Linked DNA regions of Homo sapiens: region 2 is linked to region 1. Evidence: chromatin loops called from intact Hi-C (ENCODE). Cell type or tissue: endothelial cell of umbilical vein. All regions are shown on one strand. Links, peaks and the distances in the headings refer to the core of each region. The heading gives the core; the rest is flanking DNA.

The links. Peaks named below come from ENCODE experiments on the same cell type or tissue, not always from the same donor. Only the 100,000 strongest peaks of a DNase experiment are listed, where the experiment ranks them.
Region 2: it touches region 1 in a loop (13-fold over the local background); 3 of 110 quality-filtered maps call a loop at or near these places.

The regions. Positions count from the first base shown.
Region 1 is chr2:19,344,663-19,356,385 of GRCh38, reverse strand. It overlaps OSR1 (odd-skipped related transcription factor 1), which reads left to right. Exons shown (of 3, transcript NM_145260.3): 2 at 2,549-3,245; 3 at 3,976-4,901. The coding sequence starts at 2,581. The coding sequence ends at 4,111. MIR4757 (microRNA 4757) reads right to left here and starts at 7,957; the gene lies at 7,881-7,957. RefSeq lists enhancers at 1-49, 5,807-5,876, 8,200-8,329, 8,380-8,649, 8,800-8,859 and 1 more. In endothelial cell of umbilical vein, for the core only: a CTCF peak has its summit at 6,110 (motif pointing left); DNase peaks (open chromatin) are centred at 6,055, 8,045 and 8,315; H3K4me3 peaks cover 1,178 bases; H3K27ac peaks cover 1,017 bases; H3K27me3 peaks cover 3,991 bases.
Region 2 is chr2:20,091,699-20,103,421 of GRCh38, reverse strand. The region is part of intron 2 of LAPTM4A-DT (LAPTM4A divergent transcript); the gene reads right to left. Among named protein-coding and RNA genes, the nearest start is that of LAPTM4A-DT, 45 kb to the right of the region's middle. RefSeq lists enhancers at 11,163-11,662, 11,663-11,723. In endothelial cell of umbilical vein, for the core only: a CTCF peak has its summit at 5,062 (motif pointing right); a DNase peak (open chromatin) is centred at 5,081.

The DNA.
Region 1 (11,723 bases), core at 1,282-9,281:
CTTCAGAAAACAAGGAACGGGCTGGGCCGCGGAAGAAAATAAATGTAGTGTTGGGGAAAACAAGATCGGGCAGATAGCCCGGAAAGGTTGGCTCCCAGGAACCATTATAGCTGCAAGCACTCCCCCTTCCCGGCACCCCCTACGGAGCCCAAGACGGCTCCGGTCTTGGCTCTAAGGAAGAAGGCGAGGAAAGGCCTAGCGAGGTTGGTGGTTTCTCCCACCCAGGCACGGAGCGGGTTCGGGACAGTGTGCAGGCCAGAGTCCCACAGCCACGGCCGCTGGCTTGGCCTTGGATAGGCCAAGCACCCAGAGGAGCAGGGGGAGGCCTCCGCGGCGCCCAGCGGGGTCCGGGACCCGGAGATAAGGATCTGATTTCCAGCGCCTGGAAGGGAAGAAGAGGTGACAGCAATTCAAAGAGCGCTCATCCCTCCTAAGTCCAGGCCGACCTTTGAAGTTAGACAGGCTTCTCCTCCTTCCCCTTCCCCAACCCAAATGGGTCTCAGCTTCCTCTCTGGCCCAATTTGAAATTTACTTCTCCTTGTGTCCGAGCTCTGGGATAGTCTCAATTTGTCCCGGGCACGACCCGAGCTTGGCGCAGTAGAGATGACCGTTGCTGAAGCCACGGCGCTGCCAGCGGCACCAGCGCTCTGCTTCAGAGGCCAGATCACGCAGATAATATGCCTCCTCTTGCCCTGAGGCTAAATTCATTGCAACGGTTTTTATCCGAGTGCTAATTTAAACTGCGCAGGCAAATCACGGCCAGCTCGTGGTGTTTTTACACCCCATTCCCAGGAAGGCCTCTTTCCTTAGGTCCCACCACACAGCCAGTGGCCCCCGTGCCAGCTTCCAGGAGAAAAGGTTTTCCTGGGTCAACATTGCCCTCATACCTCCTGGGAAAAGGCACTGCACATCCCTGGACAGAGCCAGGCTTTGAAAGCCTCGCTGCAGCGAAAGGCAGAGGAGTCTATGCCTGGGCCTTGCCCTGGGCTGAGGGTCAGCTCAACCTGGGGAGGGGGCACGCCAAACTAGGGAGCAGAGCAGAGGCCAGTGCATCCCAGGGAAGGGGAATTGCTCCATGTTAGAGGAAAGGACCTAGGAAGAGGAGAGTAATGAAGGGTAAAGGAAGAAGTCAACAGCAGGGGATTGAAGCTAGGCAAGAGAGAAGGGAGTCCCACGGACCCTGCTGTGACAATGACTTCTTAAGTAGCCCCAAGCTAAGAGCCAGGAGTTCAGTGCTTGGGCTTCCCAAGGCTCCCTGACAGTTTAGACTTTGCTCACCCTGTTCTTTCCTCCACTGGACACATCTAAATTAGGAGTGTCTGGGAGGTAGAGATGAAAAGCATTTTGCAGAGCTCAGATGTCTCCACGGAGGCTGGAGACCATGGCCAAGGAGGTCTGGAGATGCCAACCCCTGGTCACTTCAGTGTGGCTTTCCTCTGGCCTTGCTCAAGCTCTCCAACCTTGCACTTGGAGGTACATAGACCACAGGAATGGAGGCCTGGCCTCAGTGTTCTTGCCCATAGGCATACCCACCTGCCCAGGGCTCACAACACACAAGAACATGCTGACAACCCAAAGACTCAGCTCCCTTTTTCTTTGGGGGAGTGAGGGCACTAACACCCCCTTGTTTGTGACTGCAGTTGTTTGACAGAGTAAATGAATGTGGATATTAGCAACCTCCTTGAAAGCAAAGTGGTCCCCGAGGGCTAAGGCAAGGCAGAGAGTCAGTCCACAAGCAGCTGCAGAGAGAGTGGAGCCAACAGGTTTCACTTACACTAAGGCAGGGAAGCAGATTTAAGGTCAAAGTTGAGGGTTTTGAGGAGAAAGATGACAGGGCTTCTGGAAGCCAAATCGAAGGTCAGCCAGAAGACCTTAATGAATGGGAGCCAGGAGGTGCATGCATTTGTGCGCCTGTGTATGTGTGTTGTCTGTGAGGCTCTTCATGGGTGCAATGTGATCCCGTGTGTGTGTGTGTGTGTGTGTGTGTGTGTGTGTGAGATTCAGGGGTTCCTGCATTTTTTTAAAGCCAGTGTTGTACTATAAAACATTGGTTGTCCCAGTCTTTGCACCTTGTCAATTCTGCCTCAGAATGTCTGAATCCACGTGTGCAATTCTGTGTTTATCTGCAAATAAATGTGTAAGTATGTTCCCCAGCTCCTGTTATCTTTGCAGGAGATTGTGATTCTGTGTTGACCCGGGCTTACCTGGATGTCAATTTCTACAGGACAGGCAGTTTCCCTTTGCTTGTTCCTTTCTCAGTGTCTTGCATACAGTAGGCCCTTCCCTCTATCAAGTTGTGTGGCTCTGCCAGACGCCATTTGGAGGGAGCCCTTAGACCAAGGAGGGTTCTGAAAAGAGGGCTCCCCTGCGTCTTACATTCCCACCCTCTTTGTGAGGGCAGTGGGTTTTGGGAATGGGGTCTTAGACTCTTAGCTCCTGCGCTGGGTGTGAGGAGAGGGTGTGGCTCGGCTGGAATTCAGGAGGAAGGCGACCCACCCTGAACTTCTTTATTCCTCTCCACGCCCCTGCCTTCTTCTTTTCTTTGCAGATCCGGATTGAGAAGCCACTGCAACTACCGAAATGGGCAGCAAAACCTTGCCGGCGCCGGTGCCTATCCACCCTTCCCTGCAGCTCACCAACTACTCCTTCCTTCAGGCAGTGAACGGCCTGCCCACAGTGCCTTCGGACCATCTGCCCAACCTGTATGGTTTCAGCGCGTTGCACGCTGTGCACCTGCATCAGTGGACGCTGGGCTACCCGGCCATGCACTTGCCGCGCTCTTCTTTCTCCAAAGTGCCGGGCACGGTGTCCAGCTTGGTGGATGCGCGCTTCCAGCTGCCCGCCTTTCCCTGGTTCCCTCATGTCATTCAACCCAAGCCCGAGATCACCGCTGGAGGCAGCGTTCCAGCGCTCAAGACCAAGCCGCGCTTTGATTTTGCCAACCTGGCCTTGGCAGCAACGCAAGAAGATCCGGCCAAGCTCGGTCGCGGGGAGGGCCCAGGCTCCCCTGCAGGTGGGCTGGGTGCCCTCCTCGACGTGACCAAGCTGTCTCCAGAAAAGAAGCCCACAAGGGGACGTCTGCCTTCCAAGACCAAGAAGGAATTCGTCTGCAAGTTCTGTGGCCGCCACTTCACCAAGTCCTACAACCTACTTATCCATGAGCGGACGCACACCGACGAGCGGCCCTACACCTGTGACATCTGCCACAAAGCCTTCCGGAGGCAAGACCACCTGCGAGACCACAGGTGCGGCACTGCGGGTGGCGCAAGAGAGAGCTCTCTGCCTCTGGCCTCACCATCTTTCTCCCTAACGAGGTTCTTGAGACCCCCTACTGGCTCCAAGCCTCTGGAGCTTCAGGGAATTCTTTAAAATCAAGAAGGAAAGCCTAGGAGATCCAGGGATAGGTTTTGGAGCATGGGTTCAGGAAATGTGGGAATAAAGAGGACCCAAGATTAAGTGAGGTCTCCGTGAGCTCCAGACAAGCACACAGCTTCCTCTGCCCCACTTCCTCCATCCTCAGGGGTGTGACATGTGACACATGTGACAGTTAAGTATTTGAAATGTCTGAGAAACTAATTTAGTTTTATTTAATTTTAAGTAATTTTAATTTTAATAAGCACACATGCTAGCGGCTACCATCTTCGACAGCGCAGGTCGAGCAAATTGTCCGACCCCAGCTCCCTTTACTCATCTTCAGTGTTGACCTTATAAGGAGGCCAAGTTTGCCCCTCCTGCCCACCAGGAAGGCACCTTAAACAGGTGGCTGAACCTGTTTAAGGATCAGACTTTGCTAAAGCATCTCCTTTACCTCCCCACTCCATCCCCAATTAACATTTTGTCCCATCCACACTTGGTACCTGACTATACACTTTTCCTTTGAGGGCAAGTGCCCCACAGCAGTGGGAGGGGATCTTGGGCAACTGTTTATAACATTGCATCATTTTGCAAGGATGAACTCTCTGTTTCTGCCCTCAGATATATTCACTCCAAAGAGAAGCCCTTCAAGTGTCAAGAGTGTGGGAAAGGATTCTGCCAGTCCAGGACTCTCGCTGTCCACAAGACGCTACACTCACAGGTGAAGGAGCTCAAAACCTCCAAGATCAAATGCTAAATAGAACCTGTGGGTCACAAGGACCCTAGGCCCAGCGGCCCTCTCCTCCATAGGGACCAGAAGCCTGACTCTGGCGGGCAGCGGGAGAGGCGCTCGCTCGGGACCTTCCACCTCTCCAACATTGTCCCCTGGGTCCCTGGCGCACGCGGCACTTCAGAGCCCCGCCCGGGGCCGCGACCCCGACCGTCCCTGCTGCTCCCCTAGGACGCGGCTAAACTCTTGGCCAAAAGGCGGTACTCACGTGGCGGAAGGGAAACTGCATTAAAAAAAGAACGAAAGCTCCGCGGAGCCGCAGCGGCGCCTCTCCCAGAAGTATTACTTTTTCTATTGTTATTTTATACGTTTTCTTTTTTATTTTTGTCTTTGACCATATAAGCTTGTAACTCTGACTGCGGAGAGTGAGTGGAGAGAGGAGAGGCAACGAAGTCCTTAGCACTGGCAGCTCCCACCTCCTCCTCCCGCCCCTGCCCCCACCCCCGGAGCCTGCAAAAGTGTAATCCCTGTATCTGCTTCAGCCTCCTGCCCTAGGGACCGCGGGGCAGCCCCCTCCCAGCTCTTGCAGCTCAGCTGGCGGCCGTGGGCTCCGGGACTAGGAGAGCGGGACGGGGACCTCGGGCCTGGGGTCTGCAGGGGGCCCGGCCTCCGCTGCCGCGACACTGCGAGGGAGCAGCCAGCCAAGAGCCGGGCGTTATATTGCGATTGGCACTTTATGCTGACCATCGGTAACGGACATTTATCACTGGAGTTTTTTTTTTTTTTAACTATTAAATAAACGGTTATTTTACAGGCATTGCAGGATGGGTAATTTCCCTCCTAAACGCAGGAAACCGGTTGGGTCCTCTCTTTGAGAGGACCAGGTTTCTCTGCTGGACGCCAGCGTGTCCCCCTCCTACCACCCCGTCTTATTAGGATGACAGGGCTGAGATGTGTGGAGCAACGTCCTCTCTCCCGGTTAGGTCTGCCTCCGCCCCACCATGTATTGATTTTCCTACTTTTCTCCTCCGCCTCAGGGATAGGGTCTCAGCCTTCCCACTCCTCACCGCTAAAGTGCTGTGAGTTTACGAAGAACCTAAGCCTGAAGGCAGAAAACCGCCCGTGAGAAATCCCAGAGTCTCTGGGTGCTGAGACAGCGTCTCTGGGTGCTGAGATCGCTTAGGGTGCAAGAAGAGAAGAGAATGTCTTTCCCCACCCTAACCGAAGGCCTCCCTCCTGGCCTCTGGCTTTGGGGTGGGAAGGACCCGCCCTCACAGAGCCTCAGAGCTGTAATATTTCCCGTTCCCCGGGTCTCAACACTCGGGTGCAAATACACAATGACCGCTGCCTCCCCGGAACCCCAAACCAACATCACTCCCTCCCTTAGGGTCCCTCAGACACAATTCTCTGCTTGGGACTTGTCCCCTCCTAGGATCGAGGCTCTGCACCCGCGAAGATTCCCTACAATTTTAAAGCCTTGTCAGGAATGGTGGGGGCGGGCGCCCTGGGAGGCCCGGGACGCTTAGGAGGAAAAATTCGAGTCCGCCTTCCATAAGCTGAACCTTCCCTGGGGTGTCTAGTTTTCCCACAGTTAGAAGCCAGGCCGCCGGGGCTCTTCTCCTTGGGGCAAGGCGGGGCTCCCCCCAGCTCCAGCGCCCTGACCGCGGGACCGCGCAGGCGGTGGCGCCCGCGGCCTTTCCCAAGCGCAGGATGGCCTCTCCAGCTTCAGCGCCCGGAGCGCGGCGGCCGCGGATGACAACTGGACTATAAGCTTCCCTGCTGCAGGCACCAAAAATCCCAGCCTCAAGCCGGGCCCTGCTGGCTGAGAAAGCGGCAGGGGATGCAGAAGTTAAAACGCTCTGGGCTTTCACCACCCCATCCCCACCTCCTCCGGGAACGCTCCTGAGTCCTGTGCGGGCTAGAACTTCGAGGCCCGGGAACCCAACTGGGCACTGGAGGCTGGCCCTGCCGGCGCGGACCAGCCCTGGCCTCCACGCTCAGAGCCACGCTGCCCCCTGCTGGCCAGCCCTGGAGGGGCGGCCCAGGACTTGGCACCTCAAGGGGTCTTGCCCGCAACCTCGCGAAACCACCAAGCATCTATGTGTTTGGTCCCAAAATCTTGACTGGCCCCAGGACCCACTGTGGATGAGGGGCAGGGCGCTGCTGAGTCTGGTCTGGTCTGAGGGATCTTCATTAGTTGGGCACTATCCCAATCCTTCTTCCAAGCAGTTCACAAGGTCGCGCGCGGCCCAGGATTATGCCCCCATTCCTGAGAACTGGGGCCTCTGAGTGCGTGGAAGTGGGGCTAGCCAGTAGGTTTGCGGGTGGTGTAGACGGTCTGCGCCCAAGCGGCGCACGCAGGTTGTGGTGTGGTTTGTGCCTGACCATAGCTTGTACTAGGGTCAACTGCAGAATCTTCCTTGGTTTCTTTATGAAGCCCCAGGAGGCTGCGGGCCATGGTTGCTCCAAAACAACCAGAGTGCATGGGTGAACACACACACACACAGGGTGCCCTTCCTAGTCCCTTGGCTCTTTCTGGGATGCTATCCTTGGGGTTGTCTATGGCTGCTCTTCCCTAGCCCCTGACATCCCTCCACCTCCCAGAACACATCATTCCACCTCCCTGAAGATCGAGCCTCTGCAGTTCCCGGGGCCTCAGGAAGCTACAAATGCGGTGAAATGGGGAGGTTTGCCAGCCACGTTAATCCTTTTTGGGTCACCCCACCTCCAGCACTGTGAAAACCCACCCAGTCCAAGGTCTGCAACTGAATGTCAGTATCAAGTGTGCATCCTCAAAATAACAGATTTCCAGTGCAGAATTTTAAATTGGGGATGGGGAATGGAGGGTGGGACAGGATGATGCGCAGCAACTCCCTGGCCCTCTCAGAATGCCCCTATTTGCTCTACTGATGTTTGCTGTTATCCCGGTGGACTCAGAGATCACGTCTCCCTGCAGCTTGTTCTAGTGATTCATAGACTGTGCAGAAACAGTAACTACAGGTGGAAAGGCCGGCTGGGCCTGTGGGCCATCCGACCCTATCCAGGCTACAATTCCCAGGTGATGTGGTTGGTTGATGTGGTTGGAAACTAGTGCCCCAGTTTCCTGCTCATACTCAGTGTGGGTTGCACAAAAAGTGCAATTGAGAGGGTCAGAAATGTTGGGTGGGTTTCCTTGCCTGCCCCAATTTTTCCCCCAATGCATCTCTAGAAAGTCCCAGCTCTTGTCTCCTCTCCAGACCCCCATCACAATAAGCTTCGCTGGTCCCAGTGACTGTGTGGCGCTCAGCGTTGCTGGGGCTATTTTTCAGGAGAAAAAGAGGCCGATGGTGCTGGCCAGGTGGAGTTCAGCTGGGGCCCTTCTCAAAGCTGCTAGGCCTGAAGTTTTTGTGTACGGCTGGGGAAGCTATCTGGCCTAGGACAGCCTCTTGGGCAGGGAGGGCGGAAGGTGCCAGAGACCCTGGGCACAGCCCGGAACTGCCAGATGCTGTCTCCGGTAAGATATCAGGTGCTTCCAGGGAAAAGAACAGCTTGCAGGAGCTTCTTCCTGGGAGAGAGTGTTTCAGGTTCTACCCCCTATTTCCAGAGTGTAGTTAGGGGTTAGGGACCCACTAAAAAATGTTTTCCCGCGTACTTCCTTGCCGCGGAATTCACTGCTCACATTGTGGGGAGGGACGCAATGTGATGCTCTGGGACTCCCTGACGTGACCTCAGCTCCCAGAACCTGAGGACCTGATATCCTAAATCCCCTAGAATCTTGGTGTCCCCATAGCCGGCTCAAAAGAGTCCCGTCCCACCTCTCAGAGCGCGAAGCCTCTGTGACGTCATGGTCTCCTCCCGCAGACACCGTGACGTCACAGAGGCCTCGGGCTGGAACACAAGGCTTGAATGAGGTCCACAGAGGCATTCCATTACGTAACTTCGTGACGTCACAGATGGGCCCCGCCTCGGGCTAACATATCCACACCTCTCAGCCCCGCCCCGCCCCGCCCCGCGAATCGGCCCAGGCAGGCGCCACGAATCGGTTCGTCTCCACTAACACGATCCGCAGACCCGAAGCGTTGGCAGCTGTCCTGAGTGAAGGGCGGTGCCCTGCAGCGTCCTCTTCTTGAATCAGTGGTTTAGAGTGGTCTCCCTGCCCGCGGGGTTTCAGGGCAGCAGTTGCCGCGGCGTACTCATCCCACCCACTTCTGCGCCCACTATGGCCGCGCCCACTGCGGCCCCGCCCTCCTCTCCCACTGCGCAAGCGCCACGCGCAGGCGCAAAAGGAACTCGCAGGCCAGTGCTGCTGGTGCCGGAGTCCGGAAGCTGACGGCGGTGCGTGGAAATCGTCGCGGAGTTCAGTGTTTTGCTTTTGGGGATCACAAACTCAGGGGCACACTGGCCCGGCGGGCGCATCCAGCCGTTGGCGTATGTGTGGGCAGAAAATGCAGACGAGAAAGTGGGTGGCGCTTGGCTAATGCGGGCTGGAGCCCTTGACTTGGAGTGCCCAGTCCAGCGCCGCGGTCCTACAGAGGCCCCTGGGATCTGAGCTGGCGAGGGTGGCGCGGCGGGTCCTACCCAAGGCCAGAAAGTTCGCTGCGGTCCCAGCTCTTTTGGGCAGCCTCTCTGAGGTAGAGCTCTCAGACGGTCTTCAGCCCGGTGGAACGCCCTGGTGTCCCACTCCACCCGTTCATCCCGACTTCCTGGGCCGTCTCTAGAGCCCAGTTGGTAGTTGGGCCCAGTTGGCATATGTTTCAGATGAAAAATTCATTACGGACTTGAGATGCTAGGTTGGAGACAAATCTCATGTCAGTGGCAGAGAAAGAATTCGAAGCTGTGCTTTCATTGAGGGGAAGGGCCAGAAGACCCAGCTCTAGGTTTTTCTGACAAGCACAAGTTTTGGGGAAGTCCCTGTGCTTCACTAGCCTCAGTTTTCTTCCTATAATGGGGGTAGGGCTTTTCCTACCTACCTCATTCACTTTGTGTAGAGTTAAAAGTAATACACATTTTGCCAATAATGTATTCACTGCTTGAACCAAAAACTACCCTAATGTGTTGTAGAACAACTTTGGCATGTATGAAGGCCTTGTAAATGTTGATGATGATGATGCTTAGAAATGCCTCTCAGCATTTTGACGTAGCCTGCCTCCCAACCTACTGTATTCCCAGGAGATACCACCCCCATCTTTATTATAACAGAGGCATCCTGAAATGAAATGAGAGAGGAAGAATATCACTGAACTGGTGGACTTCTTGAAACCCCCGGCAAAAAGCCTTTTTTCAATGACGTAGGGAGCAATGGATTAATCAGTTCACAAATTGTTATGTTTGGTTGGGATGATGTGTCATGGCCCTATGTCAGAGCGCTACTCACCACACGTTTGTGGAACCCAGGGAGTTAAAAAACAACCTATGGCGACTGAGGTGTGGAGCTGGGGAAGGAGCCTATGTACGTATGTGGCAAGTGTGACTGCAAAGATAGGGAAGTGCTTAAACACAGGCTTGCAGAGTGAAAGCTTCCTTGTGGATTTGTGTTTTCTTATGATTGATTGATTGAAACAAGTTCTCCCTCAGTTGCCTAGGCTGGATTGCAGCGGTGCGATCAGGACTCATTGCATCCTCAACCTCCCCGACTCAAGCAGTCCTCCCACCTCAGCCTCCTGAGTAGCAAGGCTACAGGTGTGTGCCACCACGTCTGGTAATTTTTTCTACTTTTTTTGTGTAGAGACGAGCTCTTGCTATGTTGCTTAGACTGGTCTTGAACTCCTGGTCTCAAGTGATCCTCCCACCTTGGCCTCCCAAAGTGCTGGGATTACAGGCGTGAGGCACCATGCCTGACCCATTTGTTTTCTTTGACTTGTGTTAGAGCATCCTAGTCTAAAGAAAAAGTGGCCACACAATGTTCTTTATGTGGACTTCTGCAGGAATGGTCCTCTCACCCAGTCACCCAGTCCTGGCAATTTGCTGCCATTTTTTTTGGTCATTTTTCCTGGCTAAGTCTAGTTCCAGCTCCAGAGATTAGAATATGAAAGGATTAACCCCCCAAAATGGGATGGAGGGATGAATGAGTTGAAAGTTTTTGTTTCCCTTTTCCAAACACTGAGTTGGCTCTCATCAGCACAGCTGTCTCTGGGGATGTATAAAGCGTAATTAATACATTTTAAATGTTTGGTTTCAACTTTTTTTGCTAGTGAGATAAGATAAGGAGTTTTTGTCATGACAAGGGAAGGGGTGGATTTCTTTCTATCATTTGCAGGAGTGGGTACCACTTGGATCCTGTAGGTAGACAGTTGCATGAGATGATAAACTTTATAGGGGGCATGGAAGAAAGCCAGTGGAGATGGGGAAGGAATGGCTAGACTCTTTAGCTTCCTGACAACCAGAGGGGGAAAATGAACTTCCAGAGAATTTGGGTTTTGCCTTAAATATTGAAATTTGCTTGGGCATTTGGTCCACTTCTTAATTAACCTGGGTCCAGAACTGAATGTCTTTGCAGTCGGAGCTCAGAATTGCTTTGGTATCTCACAGTACACATAGCATTTCCCTGTTGGTGTACGGTAGGCCAAGGACCAGAGCATGTGTTGTGCTGTAGCCAAAAGGAATAGTCTCCATGACCTTATCGTTGGAGAGATCATTGGACACTGAAATAGTTGAGCATGGACACTCTAAGATGGGTGGAAATACTAGAAGAGTTATTATTAGCAGAGGGATCTATGTATCCATAAGATCCATATTTTTAATTATAATGTTCATATCTTCTATATTCTTTTTAATAAATGGTGCTGGGAAAACTGGCTAGCCATATGTAGAAAGCTGAAACTGGATCCCTTCCTTACACCTTATACAAAAATTAATTCAAGATGGATTAAAGACTTAAACGTTAGACCTAAAACCATAAAAACCCTAGAAGAAAACCTAGGCATTACCATTCAGGACATAGGCATGGGCAAGGACTTCATGTCTAAAACACCAAAAGCAATGGCAACAAAAGCCAAAATTGACAAATGGAATCTAATTAAACTAAAGAGCTTCTGCACAGCAAAAGAAACTACCATCAGAGTGAACAGGCAACCTACAAAATGGGAGAAAATTTTCGCAACCTACTCATCTGACAAAGGACTAATATCCAGAATCTTTAATGTCTTGATTTCTTTACCTGTTAATTCCTAACTGACACTTTAGTGTGTATTAAAAACTCCCGCCGTGATGGTGGAACTGTCATTTTCTTATTGTAGTTCCATCAAAGATATATAAATTATATATACATATATACAAAAATTATATATATGTACACACATATACATGTATGACTGTTTAAGCTATTTACATTTATTGTGATGTCTATATTGCTGTTATCTTCTACCATCTCACTTTATGTTTCTAGTTGTCCAACTGTTTTAATGCCCCTTTTCTGACTTCCTCTGAATAAAATGATAAGCTTTCGCTTAATTTCTTTAGTGCTTACTCTTGAATGTTTAATATGTTTACTTAGCTTAAAGTCTCAATCAGTAACATCACTTACCTTTTTAATAATATAATAAATACAGCAACTTCGGTCACACCTGACCAAGATCCCAGTTTATATGTCCCACAAAATTCATTAGGCTCTTTACCCTCACCACCCTTCTCACCACTCCTGGGCCTTGGCTGCTCACCTGAG
Region 2 (11,723 bases), core at 1,462-9,461, 750 kb before region 1:
AACTACTACACCAATTGAGACTATTATTTTACTTGATATTTTCCTTTTACATTTTTATTTGTTACTTGTTAAATTTTTGCAGAAGTACAACTCCTAACAAATAATGCTGGCCTATACTTTGAGATGATAACAAATGCCTACAGAACAGATAAAACTGAAATTAACAATAGATTCTAGGTAGACTTAGCCTGAGGGTCACTCCCTCCAGAACTTAATTGCTCCAATGTGGCTGAAAGGGTTTTGACACTGACTCCTAGCTGCTAATCACAACTGGTCTTGGTGGGACCAGACCAAGCCAAACTGGGACAGGTCCCAGCACTGGGGGACAATCAAAATCTAACTACAGGAATATTGATCAGCAGTGCTTTTGGAGAAAGATCTTGATCAAAAGGGGGAAACGTGGAAGTTGTCAGAATCAGGATGGAGTTACTTATGTTAAAAACTCAGACAAATAGAGCTAGGGAAGCCCATGAAGGGAGGGTTGTCATGCACAAATACCTTATAACAACAACTATCACAAAAGACTCACCAACTTCACAATCTTGCATAAAGGCCAAAACAGCCTTACCAAAAAAATACTTCTGTATGAAAATCTGCCCATCAACTGCCTGTCGAACCTCAGACTGGTACCATCCCCCTCACCACCGTTGTCGTCGTCTTCTTCTTCTTCTTCTTCTTCTTCTTCTTCTTCTCCTTCTCCTTCTCCTTCTCCTTCTCCTTCTCCTTCTCCTTCTCCTTCTTTCTCCTTCTCCTTCTCCTTCTTCTTCTTTTTTCGTTTTTTTAGACAAGGTCTTGCTCTGTTGCCCAGGCAGAGTGTAGTGGTGTGATCATAGCTCACTACAGCCTTGAACTCCTGGGCTCAAGCAGTCCTCCTGTCTTAGCCTCCTGAGTGGCTGGGACCATCATACCAGACTAATTTTTAAAAATTTGTTTGTAGAGATGAGGTCTTATTATGTTCCCCAGGCTGGTCTTGAACTCCGGGGCTCAAGCAATCCTCCCACCTTGGCCTCCCAAAGTGCTGGGATTATTGGTGTGAGCCACCACACTCAGCTCACCATCCTTGTTACTAATCCTTGTAGCTAAGGACAATTGTCTCAAAACAATTATGTAATCCCACTTCTGACACCATTATGTCAAACTAAATAACAAATAGGAAGAATCCACAAAAGAAAATCATGTTTACTGAGGAATGGGCATTGCAATGGGAATATGAGTATCACAGTAAACTATATTCATATGCCCATGGCAATGTCTATTCCCAAATAAACATCATTTTCTTTTAGAATCTTCCTGTTATTTAGTTTGACAAGGAACACCTTTCTTTCTGCCATGCCCTGAGTGTGTGTCCATGGAAATGCCAAGAAAGCCTTGGGAAGTACTTGGCATGCTTTAAGGCGGAGCACAGAGAGGTCAGGCAGCATTTTATAAAGATCCTTCTGGCTGTCCCAATGGAGGCAAAGGGACAGGAATCAAGGAAAGGAGTTGGGGGCTGCTGTCAGAGTCCAGGAAGAGGTGAACCAATGTGTAGCCTCTGTCTTGACTTTAGGACCTCCTGAAGGAGTTCTTGGTACCCTAAGGGGCACCAGACCACTTTGAGAACTGTTGAATTCAGAATATGGTCATGTGAGCCACAGGTCCGGGTACAGATCTAGAATCTAAATGTTTTTTAAACAGAGGCTATCTTTGGCATTCGGGTTCTGTTTCTTTGTTCATCCGAAGAACCTGCATTGAGGTTTCAGGCTCCTGTGATGTTCAGCTGAATCAGGAGACAGTAACGGGAACCTTCCTAATCGTGTTAAGTAATTCATTCAATGTAGGCAGACAAACACAATTACAGACACTATTTTGTTTTCGTTTATAAGTCGCTTTCCAGCACAGAGACGTAAGCAGCATTATGGAACTTTAGAGCTAGCAGGGCTCTACGAATTTCAGTCCAACTCTCTTATTTTAAAGATGGAGAAGTTATAGCCCAGGTAGCCCAATGCAACCCAAGTTAATAAGCCTTGAGCACCTATGACGTGGCAAGTAAAATCAAGCAAAGTAAGATGCCAGTAACTGATGGATGGAATGTTGTTTTAGAAAAGGTGTCCAGGGAAAGTCTCTCTGAAAGGTGACTTTTGAGCAAAGGTCTGAAGGAAATGAGGAAGCAAGTCATGTAACATTTTGGGGAGAGGTTCCAGGCAGTAGAACAATAAGTGCAAAGGTCGTGAGGTCAGAGGATGCCTAGCATGTTGAAGAAACAGAAGGGAACCAGTGTGGCTGGCATTATGGGGCATGCAGAGTAGGGGTGGGAGTAGAAAGTGAAGTCAGAGAGGGGACAGGACAGATTTTGTAGGGCCTATAAGGCCACTCACTATGAGAACTTGAATTTTGTTCTGAGTGAGCTGAGATACGTTAGAGGGTTTTAAGCAGAGACATCCCATGATCTGACTTAGAGTTAATTTTGGTCACTACACGGAGAGTAGTCAGGGCTGGAGGGCTAGGGCAGAAGCCAGGAAATGAGTTACAATTTCCTGTAGTAATTACGACAACAGATGATGATGGCTGGGGCAAGGGCGATAGGAGAACAGAGATGATATGTAACTAGACAGAGTACAGATAAACACTGAAGGCAGTGTCTTGATGAAAGGGACTTGTCCTAGTCACACATAATCAGGACATGAAATAGCTGGGGTTAAGGCCTCAGGTCTCTTGAGTCCTTGGCCAGTGCCTCAGGGCCTTTCATATCTCTCAATGTCATCACAACTGGGAAGGTAGGTTCTATTAGTCCAGTTTTACTGATGAAGAAACTGAAGTTGAGAAAGAACAAAGAGAGCTTCCCAAGGTCACACAGCTGGTTAGTGGCTGTCTCAGGACCACACCAGTCGGACCCCAAAACCCCATTTGCCAGGGTATCACTACCGATCACCTCCTTCCCGTACACCTCAACCAACACTGTCATGGAATGAGGATGGCTGTGAACACGCCCCAAAGCCTCCTGCCCTAAAATGTACCCATTGGTGGCTCTTCCATTGGTCTTAGATCTCCATCACTAGAGATTTCTCTGCGGGGTGAGGCATTGAAGACCACTGTCGACTACGCAAAATGAGTGATTCCTCAAATCCCAACGAGCCACACAAGTGCCAAGGGAGCCCAGGAGGGTAAAGAGCAAGGGGGTCCAGGCCAAGCCCTCTCAGCAGTGGTTTTGGATGGCAAGAGTTGGATCAGGGACGGATTTGTTTCTTAGGACAAAGAAGACATTTTTCTCAGCTTTCTTGTTTTAGAGGAAAGAGTGGCTGTCCCCAGTTTGCTCAGGAGGTCGAGAGTAACCTGAAATGACAATGTTAGAGCTGCCGAGAGCAGTCTCTAGGCAGTGGCTGAGCAGGAAGATGGGTGAGTGATCTTCTGAAACGTGCTAGGCCAGCGAGAGATGGCTGGAATGCCTGCCTGGAACAGCTCACCCTCCTGCCTGTGATAGGCCTGCAGGTCAGGACCTCACCTGACAGAGTGAGGAGGGGGGTGTTTCCTCCCTTCTCCTGCGCACACAGCATTGCAGGAGCATGAACCCTGCCCGTCTCAGGCAATTTAGGTTCTTTGGATAGGCAAAAAAAAAAAAAAAAAAAAAAAAAAAAAAGGGACTTGGATGCTGAAGATAGACACTGAAACTTTCCCTTTTTTTGGTTCTAGATTTACACCCAGACTTGAGGCTCACATGACCATATCCTTTTTTTCTTTTCTTTTTTTTTTTTTTTGAGATGGAGTTTCGCTCTTGTTGCCCAGACTGGAGTGCAGTGGCACAATCTCGGCTCACTGTAATCTCCGCCTCCCAGGTTCAAGAGATTCTCCTGCCTCAGCCTCCAGAGTAGCTGGGATTATAGGCGCCCACCACCATGCCCGGCTTTTTTTTTTTTTTTTTTGTATTTTTAGTAGAGATGGAGTTTCAACATGTTGGCCAGGCTGATCTCGAACTCCTGACCTCAGGTGATCCACCCACCTCGGCCTCCCAAAGTACTGGGATGACAGGCGTGAGCCACCGTGCCCGATGTCACATGACCATATTCTTAATTCAGCAGTGCTCAAAGTGGTCTGGGGCTGCTTGGGCATTCCCACGACTTTCAAGACAGAGCGTCCCAAGATCAAACTTGTTTTCATAACAATATAAACTGATTGCTATTCAGATTGGAAAAAATAAAAATATGTAACCATACAAACACGTTATTTGCCCTTTCCACTTTCATTCTGTCTCAGGTGTACAGCGGAGTATTCCAGAGGCTACATGATATGATACGGCGAGAGATTGCGTTTAGAAGCAAATGTGAAAATCAGTTGTCTTCTACTAATCCAGGTCTTAAAGGGAGGGTTGCAAAAGTATAAAATAATGCCACTTTCTGTACATTAAAAAAAAACTAGTTATTTTTATTAAAATGTTATACTGGCTGGGCGCAGTGGCTCACATCTGTAATCCCAGCACTTTGGGAAGCTGAGGCGAGTGGATCACCTGAGGTCAGGAGTTCAAGACCAGTCTGGCCAACATGATGAAACCCCGTCTCTACTAAAAATACAAACAAATTAGCCAGGTGTGGTGGCGCCTGTAGTGCCAGCTGAGGAGGCATGAGATGGAGGCTGAGGCACAAGAATTGTTTGAACCCAGGAGGCAGGGGTTGCAGTGAGCCGAGATTGTGCCACTGCACTCCAGCCTGAGTGACAGAGCGAGACTCCGTCTCAAAAAAAGAAAAAAATAATAAAAAGAAAAGGAAAAAGAAAAAGTTATATTATAAAATGAAATTTTTAAATAAATATTAAAATTATCAGTGTTAGTTGCCAGTATGGTATAACTCAGTAGATATTAGCCACATAAACATATTGGGATCCTCAATAATTTTTGAGAGCGTAAACATGTAAAAAGTGTCAAGGAACAAACTGGTTCGGATAGAGTAGCTGTAGCCCGGCTTGGGCGGCTGCTGCCCCTGCCCCAAGGAGCCAACTGAAGCCTGGTGTTTCCCTAGGAACGTACCAAGTGCTGACCTGCACGCAGGGAGAAGGGGCAGATGCGGCTAAGACGAGTTGACATTACAAGGCAGCGACGCAAGAGGGCGGCCTTACCCACGGGCAGGTTTCTTGTGCTGGATGCAAGATGACTGATGCAAATGTCAGTTTTATTCACCTCATTAACGAAAAGCAACTTTGGTTTCTTGTTTACAATGATATAATTTTTACCTCTCTTGTGTTTCTCTGGCTCAATATGGGTTCCAGTAAACACGTGCTGCCTGCTCATTTAAGGACTCCACACTGGGGCATCCTATGTGCTGGGGCAGGCACTCCCTGGTCACACCCCTCTGGCCCCTCAGGACGGAATCACAGAAAGACACATCAGCCCTTTGACCCTGTGTCTCCTGAAGTGGCCGCTGGAACACTGGCCTCCCACGGGTCCTAGTGAGGGTAGGCGGACATTTACTCCGGGGACCTCCATAGTGGCAACCGTCCAGGCTGGCCACTCCTGGTTCCGGCTGACATCTCACACTTTGCTTTGTGATACCACAAAGATGTTTTCTTGGTTTGTGTGTGTCTCTGGCCCATCCCTGTGGTTCCCAATGCCTGAGACTGGTTCATAGCAAGTAACCAGACTGGGTCTTTAGAGGTAATTAGGGGAGGGGATGGGCACTGGGAGGGTCCCTGGCTGGAGGTAAGGGACCCAGCTTCCAGGAGGCCTCCTGAGTGCCCTTAGGCCAGTCATGTGTCCCCTGGAGCCACAGCTTCTCATCTTTCAAAGGGGACTTCTGCCTGGGTCAGAGAGCTGTTATGGGACTCAGGTGGCACAACCGTGCGGTGGGCGCTGTCTGCCATGATACTGAAGTATGAAGTACGGGTGTTTATGGAATTCTTTTCTCTCTCCTATTGGCGGGGGCAGTGGAAGGTGTTTTTTTTGTTTGTTTGTTTTTTGTTTTTTGTTGTTTTTTTTTTTTTTTTGAGACAGAGTCTGGCTCTGTCGCCCAGGCTGGAGTGCAGTGGCGCGATCTCGGCTCACTGCAAGCTCCACCTCCCGGGTTCACGCCATTCTCCTACCTCAGCCTCCTGAGTAGCTGGGACTACAGGCGCCTGCCACCAAGCCCAGCTAATTTTTTTGTATTTTTAGTAGAGACAGTGTTTCACCGTGTTAGCCAGGATGGTCTCGATCTCCTGACCTCGTGATCCACCCGCCTCGGCCTCCCAAAGTGCTGGGATTACAGGCGTGATCCACCGCGCCCAGCCGGGCAGTGGAAGGTTTTTGACAGGGAAAGGGCACAGTCTGTTTTGTGCCTTGGAAGGGTGTATCTGGTGACTGGTGAGAATGTTTGATTGATTGATCGATTGAGACAAAGTCTCTCTCTCTTGCCCAGGCTGGAGTGCAGTGGCACAATCATGGCTCAGTGCAGCCTCAACTCCCTGGGCTGAAGCCATCCTCCCACCTCAGCCTCCTGAGTAACTGGAACTGTAGGCATGTGCCACCATGCCAGGCTATTTTTTTTAGTGTTTCATAGAGATGGGATCTTACTACATTGCCCAGGTTGGTCTCAAACTCCTGGACTCAAGAGATCCTCCCACCGTGGCCTCCCAAAGTGCTAGGATTACAGGTGTGAGCCACCAGGCCTAGCCAGGAGAATGTTTTAGAGCACAAACTAAGTGGAGGGATGGGAGTTAGGAGGCAGTTGACAGGGGCCAGATAAAAGATGATGAAAGCCATCTGAGGTAGGCTATGAGAATGGAGGGCAGAGGGTGGGTGGGTGAGAAACCCTAGGAGCAGATGGAGGAGGCTTGGTCATCGGTTAGATTAAAGTGGGAAGGGGCCAGGGTAAGAACAGCCTAGGACAACTCCCAGGGCCTCTAGAAGGGGAAGGAGTAACTTGTTCTTCTAGACGGAGGGCGTTTTCCTCACTGGTCCAGCCTCACTGAGTTTGCTCAGATCCTGAAGGTGGTACAGGCTTTGTGTCTGGCAGCCTGAGGGCTCTCAGAGGGGCCTCTGCGGTCCCAGTTGGCTCTTCAGCAGCCAGGACCCCACCCCCATCAACCACTGACTCAGTAGGATGGACACAGGCTCCCACAAATAGGACTCCCCCTCATTGTGGTAGACAATTCATTAAATGTGGGCAGAGAAACATATTTACAGAGACTATTTCATTCCCTTTTATAAGTCATTTTCCAACACAGTGACATAAGCATAGTTGTTGGACATTGGAGCTACTGGGACTTTTAGAATTCTAGTCCAGCACCTTCATTTTACAGACGGGAAAATTGTGTCCCAAATAATTCAATTTGACAAACAATGAGCATTGAGCACCTATGATGTGGCAAGTAAAATCAAGCAGAGTAAGAGACTATGAACTGATGCATGGGGTGACATCTTAGGCTGTTCAGGAGCAGTTTCTCTAATAAGATGAGACTTAGGACCTCCCAGGCACTTCATCGACATGAAGGCCTTCAGCGGAGGCAGAAAGTGGACCGCAGAACTCCCTTTCCAAAGTAAGCTTACGCTCTGACTCCTACCACAGGCAAACTTAGCTGGATGCCTTTGCTTCCCTGGCTACATTCTAGAACGACAAGATCTGGTTACATTCTGGGGAAAATGGTATTTCCATCTATATTCAAAGGGTGGAAAAAAATACCTACTGTCAGAGAAATTGTCAAGGAAATATTTCAAGAAAATGTCCCAGACAAGAGGGACAAGTTTCCACATTAAAAGGGCCCATTCCAGCACAATGGATGAAGAGACCTACAGCAAGGTCGGTTATTGTGAAATTTCACAACACTGGGGACAAAGAGAAGATGTAAAAGCTCCCAGAAGAACAGAAAAAAAAAATCCCATCACATACAAAGGAGACAGAAATCAAGCTGGCTTTATGTTTCTCAGTTGCAACATTTTTTAAAGCAATGGAGCAGTGTTTTCAAAATTCTAAAGGAAAATGATTTCTAACCTAAAACCTATACCCAGCCAACCTATCAATCAACTGCAAGGGTAGAAAAGACTTTTCCAGGTATTCAAGTATCACGGCCCCAAATGCACCTTTTCTCAGAAAGCTACTGGGGGATGTGCTCTATCAAAACATAGGGGTGAAATGAGGAAGAAGGCAAGGGGACCTTAACCCAGGAGAGAGATGAAGGGATTTTCCCAAATGGTTATGCACAGGACTCTAGGGTTCAGAAGAGCTTCCCAGGAGGGTGAAGTTGGTAGGACACCACAGGCTTTCTGAACAGCCTGAAAGGAGATGTCTATACTTGACAAAAACTTTGGGGTTTCATTAGTAATAAGTACTTAGAAACTTAAACAAACTAAAACAAAGAAGCAAACAACAAGGTAATGATTAATTTCAGGAAAAGTACAAAATAAGCAAGCAAAAGGTTACCATGGTCTACTATATGATTCAGCTGTGAGTATTGTTGATGTAGTAATAATAATGTAATGCAAACTATTAATGAACTAAAATTATAATGTAACTCTATTTGAAGGGATAGGAAGTATGTTTATGTATACTGCTCTCACTATACATAAACATCTCATCTTCTGTAGCAGAAACTCAACGAATGACATTATAAGTAGAAAAATCAAATAGTAATCTAAGCATAATATTTACAGCTATGAAGGTAAATACTAAAAGAACCAGCTGAAAGCTTGGGAAGCAGGAAAAGGCAAAATCTGAGACTGGGGGCAGGGATCCTTAAACTATGACCATGCATAAACAATAAAAATTCAAACTAAACTCCCCCTCCCCAGGCATTCAGTGTTCTTTGTGGTTTGGCCTCAAGCTGTTTTTACAAGCTTATTTTCCACTGCCCCTCCTTCTTCTGACATACCCCTGATGCCCCAGCTTCAATTATAAACCCCTCCCAGAAACTGCCACCTTTCTCTAGAATGGCTTCCTCCTGCCTGTCTCAAGGTCCTAACTTAAACCCAACCTCTCCCAAGAAGCCTTCTCAGATCCCACAGAGCCAACCCCACCCACCGCCCAAGGAGGAATCAGCTGTTCAGGCTTCCTCCTCCTTATTGCAGCCATCCTGCTCCTCACGGGCTAAGGATCCATGCATGAGGCTGCCTCCCCACTGGGACCCAGGAGCCTGAGAGCAGGGCCTTGCCACTGTCTCCTACAGGGCCCAGCACCCCTGTGTATGGCCCCAGTTGCCTTGTTGAATCACAGTCCTTGGCATCAGGGCCAGATTCATACGTGGGGTGATATCAGTCACTCCAGAAGCCCCAACCCTGGGCTGTGAGGGTGGCCGACGGTGACTTCCTCCTGCCATTCAGGACAGAGGCCAGAGGCCTTCTTTCCCTGCTGGGCTCATGCTGCCAACATGCTCCTCCCAGGCTGCCCCCCACTCACTGGCTGGGCCCAGTCTTTCCCCTCACAGCCCTGTCCCTTGGCTTCTAGGCTCTCAACCTGTTTAGAAGGCAAGCTTGGTACAGGAGTCAGATTTCCTCGGAAAGATGGGGGGACAGTTAATTGAAAAAGGAGTACGTGTTCTTCTGGTGTCTTCTCACATTACCAGGAGGTCGCCAGCCCTTGGCATGGCCTTGTCTGAGGGATTTTGGCAAGGCAGGCTTGCTGTGTCTTTAATAAAAGCCCAAGCTCCCAGAGAGACCGTGTGGATGTCCTGCAGGGGGTGCCTTTGAGAGGAGCATGGAAGAGAGATTTTTTTTTTTCTCCCAGGCTGGAGGGAGATCACAGGGAAGCCTGTGAACAAAAGGCCAGCCCAGGTGCACCTTGGCCCCCTGGACCTTAGACCCCAGGGCTTCCAGCCTTGCCAGACATTCCCACAGTGGCTCAGAGCCACTGACCCGACGGGTCCATTTCAGATTCCTTCAGTCTGTGGTTGTCCAAACGGTAAATAGGAAGACCAGTAACTGATGACAGCAGGAAGTTCCTGAAGTTTTCACGCTGTGTAAGACCCCCACAGCCTGGGCACAGTCCTGGTGTGTGGGGATTTGGGGCAAATTAAAGTTGATTTGGAAGAATTAAGGCTAAGAGTCAGTGGGTCTCAGAGGCTTCTGCCCTTGCAGCCTACCTGGGCTGAGTGTGCACATGGCTGGGATCTCAGCGACACGTGAGGATGGCTTTTGTTCCCAGGGTGGCTGTGCCAATGAGGATGGCGAGGTCACACCAGAGACTGGGTGCCAAAAAGTGCCAAATTGCTCACAAGGGGAAAGGAATTACCACAAACAGTTTAGGCTAATTAATTCATCTCGTGAGGCTGGAAGGGGTGCTTGGATTCATGGCCACCTTCTACCAGGACAAGACGAAAAAGTGGCCAAAGAAGCCTGGTGGCTGGGAAGCCCTGGTGTCTGCCTCACACCTGCTTCAATGTGGTCCATACTGGGGAGGACTTTGCATGTCGCTGTGTAACCTGGAAGGAAGGGAAGAAGGAAAGAAGATCGACCTGTTCTTTCTGATGGAGCACGCCCCACCCTAAGCCTGGGGCAGGCATGTGTGGGCCTGCCTGGCTCAGTGATGGGGAGGCCACCAGAAATCTGTCTTGGGGACACAAGAGCTTTCTGGGAAAACATTCAAATTTGAGGACACAAAGTGTATCTTCACAAAGAGGACCCAGACCCAAGTCTGAATCAGTAAGAATCCCTTACTGACAAATCTCGAAGATGAGGAATGTTGGAAGGCCCACAGAATGGCCACCACTCTGGTTCATTCCCCCGCCCGGCGCCCTCATGCCTTCAACAGTAGAGTTAGTTCCATAGTTGAGTTAAAATAGAATGAGTGACTTCACCAAAGCTCTGTGAGTTATTGCAGCTTGCACTTTGAAACCATCTGGGAAGTGTAGCATTTTCCTGTAACAACGTGGCTTGGAAGACCCCAGACAACATAGTGCCGCTATGGCACCTCATGGGGAGCCTGGTTCATCATCATGGTGGTGACCTGGGGCAGTGGCAGTGGCACCGGGCAAAGGCGGCAGAGGCTGGTGGGATCTGGCAGCGGGCCCCAGGTGGGTCGTGGTGGCCCCAGCAGGTGACTTCATCTAGAGGGGGACACCAGCTGGGCCTCGGCGGGCACATACCTTTCCAGGAATTAGAAATAGGCACCCAGTCTGGGCCCCCCTCCGCTGGTCAGAAGCAGAACTTGACAAGCAGGGCTCAGGCTGTGTTCCAGGCTCAGGCTGTGTTCCAGCCTCTGCTTACTCCAGGCCAGGCACCTTTGGGTGACGGCCCTGGACACCAGTGAAACCCCGTAGGAAATCCAGATGTGCAGAGAAGAGACTGGGGGTGCCATGGACGTGGGGGCTGGGAAAACACCCTGGCTAGAGCAATGTTTTAAAATCTAGAAAACCATGAAGAAAATAATGGAAAGCATTTGTAACCTCAGCATTTGATCTTCAAGTTTCAGAAAACTCGATGCAGAGCGAAATCCGATTCTGAGGGTCGTTTAAGAGACCTTCCTTCAGGAGATGCTTTGGGTCTCACTGGAGGAACCAGGGCTTTGCTAGACCCCGGGCGCAGCTGCTCCCTCACTTGCCTGCAGCCCTGGCCAGGATGACTACAGTTTATGCTGAAAAGCGTTACTGCTTCCTGTGCAGTCCCCACTCAGGAATTCCATTTCTCTTGGTAAGAGTCCATGTGTCAGATTCCTGGGGCTCACTGTCCCTGGAAAGCCCCCAAGCTCTGGAAAATGATTCATCGATTCATGCTCATTTCAGAATATTGCTTGAGAACCTTCTCTGCCCCATCCTTACCTTCAGGGAAAAAAAAAAAATCAGTGTGTAAAAAGGCC